2 separate regions of the Homo sapiens genome follow, and region 1 is linked to region 2. A link is an interaction called in ENCODE POLR2A ChIA-PET data of the cell type or tissue named here. Cell type or tissue: endothelial cell of umbilical vein. All regions are shown on one strand. Each heading gives the region's core, and the rest is flanking DNA. Links, peaks and the distances in the headings are about the cores only. Region 1 has its middle 120 kb from the start of LINC02516. Region 2 has its middle 210 kb from the start of LINC02516.

Region 1 (2,931 bases), core at 336-2,835, 83 kb after region 2:
AGACTTCTGGTTGGTTAAACCTGAATTTAATCCTAATTGATATGAGCTTCAACCCAAGCACAGAAGAAACAAAACATGATTTAACGACTATTTTCACAGTTCTCTTAAGGATGGTACATATCACACACCATTCTAGGCATACTGAAATAAAATTAATTCATTACAGAAAATATATTATTAGGACATTAGAACCTACTTCTCTTCCAGGTCTGGTTGAGAAAGATTGTACCAAACCCTGCTATATAAAATACAGCCTGTAGACCAACAGCATAGGCACCATCTGGTAACTAATTGGATGCCTAGAATCTCAGAATTCTCCCTCTTCACCTACTGAATCAGAATTTGCATTTCACCGTGATTCCCAGATGATTCATATGTACCATAAAGTGTTTTAAATGCTGGATGAATTATGAGTTCCCGAGGTCAAAGGAACAGTATTAAAAAAAAATCTTTTCTATCTCTATTTCCCGGTACAATGTCTAGACGGAACATAATAAGCCCAACCAAATATTTGATGAATGAAACATAACACTGGCTCAGTGTCAAGTATTAAATTCCATTATAGGTTTGATTATCACAAATCTAACTATTATTTGCAAAGCTGAGCTTATGACTATGAGGAAATGAATGAATAATGAGACAGATATCATGAAAAAAGGAAAAGTGGTTAAAAAGTTACAAAGCATAGAATGAAAGAAATCACAGGCTCTAGATGTGCACTGAAATTAAAAGTTTTAAGGAACATAGTCCCCTATAACAGAAAGTTAAAACTGGAAAATTAATGGGTAAGTAATGGGGATCTGTCCTTGCCAAAATTCATTATATTACCTAGAGCTGTCTTGATTTGTCTATTTTAGATTCTCCTATTTGGGAGAGTGGTGGACCACTTGACTCTGACGAAAGCTAAAAATGCTGTCTCATGAGAATGCACACATACACACAGACACACATACACACAGACACACATACACACAGACACACATACACACAGACACACATACACAGACACACAGACACGCTTAATTGAGTTTCAGGAAGTGCTCAGACTTTCTAAAACTTAGCTATCGAAGAAGGTACAGTGTACTTCAGGTAAAGAGCCCTTCATGATGTTTGAATTTTCTACATTACAAGTTAAATAAATGATGGTCTATGAAATCTAGAAATGATTTGGAGAAACAGACTTAGTCTCCCTCCTTACATATTCCACATCCTAAATTAACTTTTGACTGAGGGTTGAATTGTGGCCTCCACTCCACTCCAAATATATTGAAGTCCTAACTCTGGTACCTCAGAATGTGACCTTATTTGGAAATAGGGTTGCTGCAGATATAATTAGTTCGATGAGGTCATACTAAAGTAGAGTGGGCCCTTATCCAATATGACTGATGTCATAGTGAAGAGACACAGAGACAGACACGCGAGGGGAGAACATCAGTGATGATGCAGCCCGAGATTGAAGTGCTGTATCTGCAAGCCCAGGAACACCCGCGGCCACCAGAATGTGGAAGAAGCGAGGAAGGATCCTACCCTGGAAGTTTAGGAGGGGGTATGATTCTGCCTACACCTTGATTTATGACCTCGAGACTCTAGAACTGTGAGAGAAGGGATTTCTGTTGTTTTAAGCCCTCCAAGTTTGTAGAAATTTGTTACAGCAGCCCTAGGAAATAGTGGGAAAACATAATCTAGAATTATAATAACTGATTTCAAAGTGTCTGTCGTGGTTATTAATAAAAACTTTTATTCAGAAGGCATTCACTGATCTTCACTATGTGAATTCACTGATCTTCAATTTGCCATGTAATATACCCAAATAAATCAAGAATAGACTCTTATTCTTAGAGAAAAGGTAGCCTAATTTTAATTTAAAATTTACTTAGTTGATCGGGGTTTCAGTTGTTTCATCAGTGAAATGGACATTAAATGTTTAACATTAAAATTGTCTCTGAGTTCCTCTCAGAGTTCCTATCAGAATTTCTATCAGATATAGATAATAATTGATTGGCAGTTTATTTGCTAAGAAATTATTTAAAATGAATTGTAGATACTTAACCTAAAGAAGAGAAAACTAGCTCTCTTCAATTAGTTGAAAGGCAATTAACTAGAAGAGTTATTGTTGTGTATGACCTCAAATGATAGACGGGAACTGGCAGAGATGAAATTAGGCTAAATATACATAAGAACTTGTTAATTATTTTAGCTTTAACAATATATTCTGGCCCTCAATAAGTTCTTGGTCATAAGACTTGTTTTGCTGAAGAGTCATTTGCCAAGATGCCTTTAAGGGTTTCAGTCATTCCCAAGTTGGTTGGAAGATCATATCTTCCAAACACTATGGGATCAAAAAGGGTATATTTGGAAGATTAATCACTCTGGAGATAAAATGAACTTCAAACCCTGTATCTGTTCCTTAGTAACTATGTAAACTTAATTTCTGAATATCACGTTCCTCTCCTGTAAATACAGATATGAATACCCACATTAAAGTATTGTTTTGAATTATAAAATAATGCATACCAAGTGTATAGTCATTAGTTGACAATAAAGTCTGATTCTCTCCTACGCCCTGTAACTCTATGTGTATTTATATGTGCTACTGTTTACTATGTTAGGATACAAAAATAAACTCCTAAATAAAACAAAAGACCACCATTAAATAATATTTTAAAACAATTATTCAGAAAGATAAGTAATAAAGTATAACCTACTGCCACATGTTAATTTTTATAGTTGTGGGGATGTAGAAGTTTGTCACCAGCCACTCAGGTTTTTTCTACATTTGATCCTTAAGGGGAGCAACAGTACTTTCCTCAGAGCATTTAGAATAGAAAGTCCTGAACAACATTTTGAAGGTATAGGGAAAGAGCAAAGGTTCAAAAACATTGCTAAGCTCTGATCCTTAGAAGCACCAACAAAGTTCTGAGTAATTTGACA
Region 2 (2,931 bases), core at 310-2,809:
TGGGAATGGGTACTATTTCCCCCATTGTAGTTGACAGAATTGCCGTTCATGTCATATATCTGGCCAATAAAGAGTGGGTCTTTCTGACTTGAGTTTTTTGTTCCATGAAACCAAACTGCCTCTTTGAAATATTAACAAAAGGCATATGCATAATAACTTAATTCAAGAGAAGCCTAGGAACAAATTTAAATAATTATATATTTTTAAGTAGATACACTTCTATATAATGAAAGGTATTTATGTTTACTTTAGAAAATTAAAAAAAATAGATTTGATAAAATGTAGACCATTTCCTGTAAAGGAAAAGCCTCATCAGTGGAAGTAATAGGTTCTCTGAGGCTAATTTAGTCACCTTCTTCCAAGATCTGATATTTGAACACTGTACATCCAAGAAAGTTGGTGGTGCAAAATGTTTCTATGTTGTGCTAGGTTTGTGCTAACTCCTACCAAAGTTGAGAGGCTTCACAATGACTCAATAGCCAATTAGGTATGTTCAAATTCACAGTTTGTTGGGAGACTTTCACACAGTGTCAATCATGCAATTAATATTCAATACACAGGCAGTAATTTAAAAGGGGGCAACAAACCACAATGATGGCTTGGAAGACCAGCATGCTGACAGAGGGGTTCAGTGGGTCCAAAAGTCTTCCAGACACTAATCAGCTGGGAAGTCACTGCTTCTCTCTGGCCAGAGCCTCTGGTTGCTGACTCCAAGTAGGGAGAAGGCATCAGAGTTCTTATGAGCAGAGTCTAAATGCGTCTTGGACAAGTCAGATTCTTGCTGCTTGCCTGGCCCTCCGCAGATGTGCCTATTCTCATCATCTCAGCCACATCTTGAATTCAATTTCTATTGGTTCATTTCAGGTTTCTGGTGGTACTGGGCAATAACAGGTGTTATCACCTCAGTCCATTACACATGTTTATTTCTTTGAGGAGTAAACAACCTTACTCAATACACTTGACATGAGTAAGTTCATTTTGAGACATTAGGATCTCAAACCATTATGCCATATCATCCTGATATAAAGGTTAAGGGAATAGCTTTTCTTTTATCTTTTAAAAAGGGCACTGTGATGAAAAATGTCTTTCTTTTCTTGATTTCTCTTTTCGTCTTTCTTTTTATCTTCTTTCTTTCTCTCTCTTTACTTTCTTTCTATCTAAACCTCCTTCCCGTATTAGGGAACTCCCCTACATTATGAAACTGGGCTCCGCACCCCAGAACTGAGTCTGAAAATCTGTATCTCTTGCAGCTAAACTGGCAACCTATCGGACATACCCATCCTAGACTTTGACTCAAAGGCCAGTTGAACTAGGAAGCTGGACTAGGCAGAATTCATTCTGGCAAGGGCAGGGGCAGTGACAGTTGCTTTAGGGACAGCAGTCAATGTTTGTGGCTCATGGGAAAAGCTGCCCTGTCTGTGCCAGCAACAGTGTCCGTGCTGAACTCACCAGATCAGTTCTCTGGCATGGGTTTGGTTGGGTTTCTGGTTTAATCGCTCCCAAGCCTGGTCTCTGCAACTTTTCAGAAATGTTGAGAGCTACCCAATACTTCTCTAATAAATTCCTTTTCTACTTGAACTAGTCAGGGTTGCCTTCCGTTGTGACTAAGAATCCGGATGAACAGAGCTCTGAAACATCAATCTTGGAATTTCCGTATCAATATCCCACATATAGTGTGTGGGCATCTACATTGCACATATATGGCTTCACATCCTCCTTTCAGGAAAGTTATTTACTGATAAATGATGAGTGGTCCTGCTTAATTCCTTTTTTTTTTTTTTTTTTTTTTGACAAGGTCTTGTTGTGTTACATAGGCTGGAGTGCATCGGGGTGATGATAGCTCACTGCAGCCTAGAAATCCTCAGCTTAAGGGATCTGCCTTCGTCAGTCTCCCAGGGAGCTAGAACTACAGGCATGTGCCACTATGCTTAGCTAATTTTTTTTTTTTCTTTTTGTAAAGATAGGGTTTCACTATGTTGCCTAGACTGGTCTCAAACTTGTGGCCTCAAGTGATCTTTCTCCCTCAGCCTCCCAAAGTACTTGAGATTACAGGCATGAGCCACTGAGCCCAGACCTTACTTAATTACTAAACATGCATTTAATTACATAAAACTAAGAGCACTGAGTTGTTAAGTAGAGACATGAGAGTAGTTTTCAGTTTATTCTGACAATAATACCAAATAATGCTGCAATTGCTCTAATCCACCACGCCTGGAAACAGGCATAGAATGGTTTTAATGAGCCTATTTAGTTCTGAATCCATTGCTTGTTTGGATAAGAAATGTGCAAGATTTTTAAATTTGAGAATAATATGTATTCAGGCTCAAAATGTAGTTCCCATAGAAACTTGATATGACTGTATAAAAAAACTTGATATGTCCTGATTTAAAAAACCAATGTACCAACATCTGAAGAACCCTATCAGTTAATCTGACATACTCCGTTTCTTATATTGTTTTGTTCTTCCTATTCCAAAAATGATTCTGTCTGTAGATGCTTGTAATTAAAGACTTGAAATAAAATGAAAGCGACCTCATGAAATGTTTGATAATGCTTAATGAAATTAAGATATTGATAAACGGTGGAAGAGCACATATGTGTATATACATTTGCATGTACGTATGTGTGTATAGATACATGTGTATGGGGGAGATAGATAAATAGATAATAGCAATTAGAGTAAGGAGTATACAATTCAGAACTATACCATCCAATAAAAGCCCAGTAGCCACATATGGCTATTAAGTTCATGTTGCAAATATGGTAAAGAACAGAATTTTAAAATTTATTTAATTTTAACAAGCTTAAATTTAAATGTAAAACACAAAGCAGGGTGAATTTTTTTCTTTTTAGCACAACTTTATTGTTTCATTGACTGTTTCCTTTAGCCATGAATGGTCTAAAATATTATTGGTGTATTTTAGTGCAGAT

Evidence for each region. ChIA-PET counts read pairs that join two places held together with the same protein. Peaks named below come from ENCODE experiments on the same cell type or tissue, not always from the same donor. Only the 100,000 strongest peaks of a DNase experiment are listed, where the experiment ranks them.
Region 1: POLR2A ChIA-PET joins it to region 2 with 10 read pairs; 2 of 35 experiments call an interaction of 5 or more read pairs at or near these places.

The regions. Positions count from the first base shown.
Region 1 is chr4:124,432,281-124,435,211 of GRCh38, forward strand. No RefSeq gene overlaps it. Among named protein-coding and RNA genes, the nearest start is that of LINC02516, 120 kb to the right of the region's middle. In endothelial cell of umbilical vein, for the core only: no CTCF peak of the experiment used is centred there; DNase peaks (open chromatin) are centred at 491 and 1,361; H3K27ac peaks cover 2,457 bases.
Region 2 is chr4:124,349,417-124,352,347 of GRCh38, forward strand. No RefSeq gene overlaps it. Among named protein-coding and RNA genes, the nearest start is that of LINC02516, 210 kb to the right of the region's middle. In endothelial cell of umbilical vein, for the core only: no CTCF peak of the experiment used is centred there; no DNase peak of the experiment used is centred there.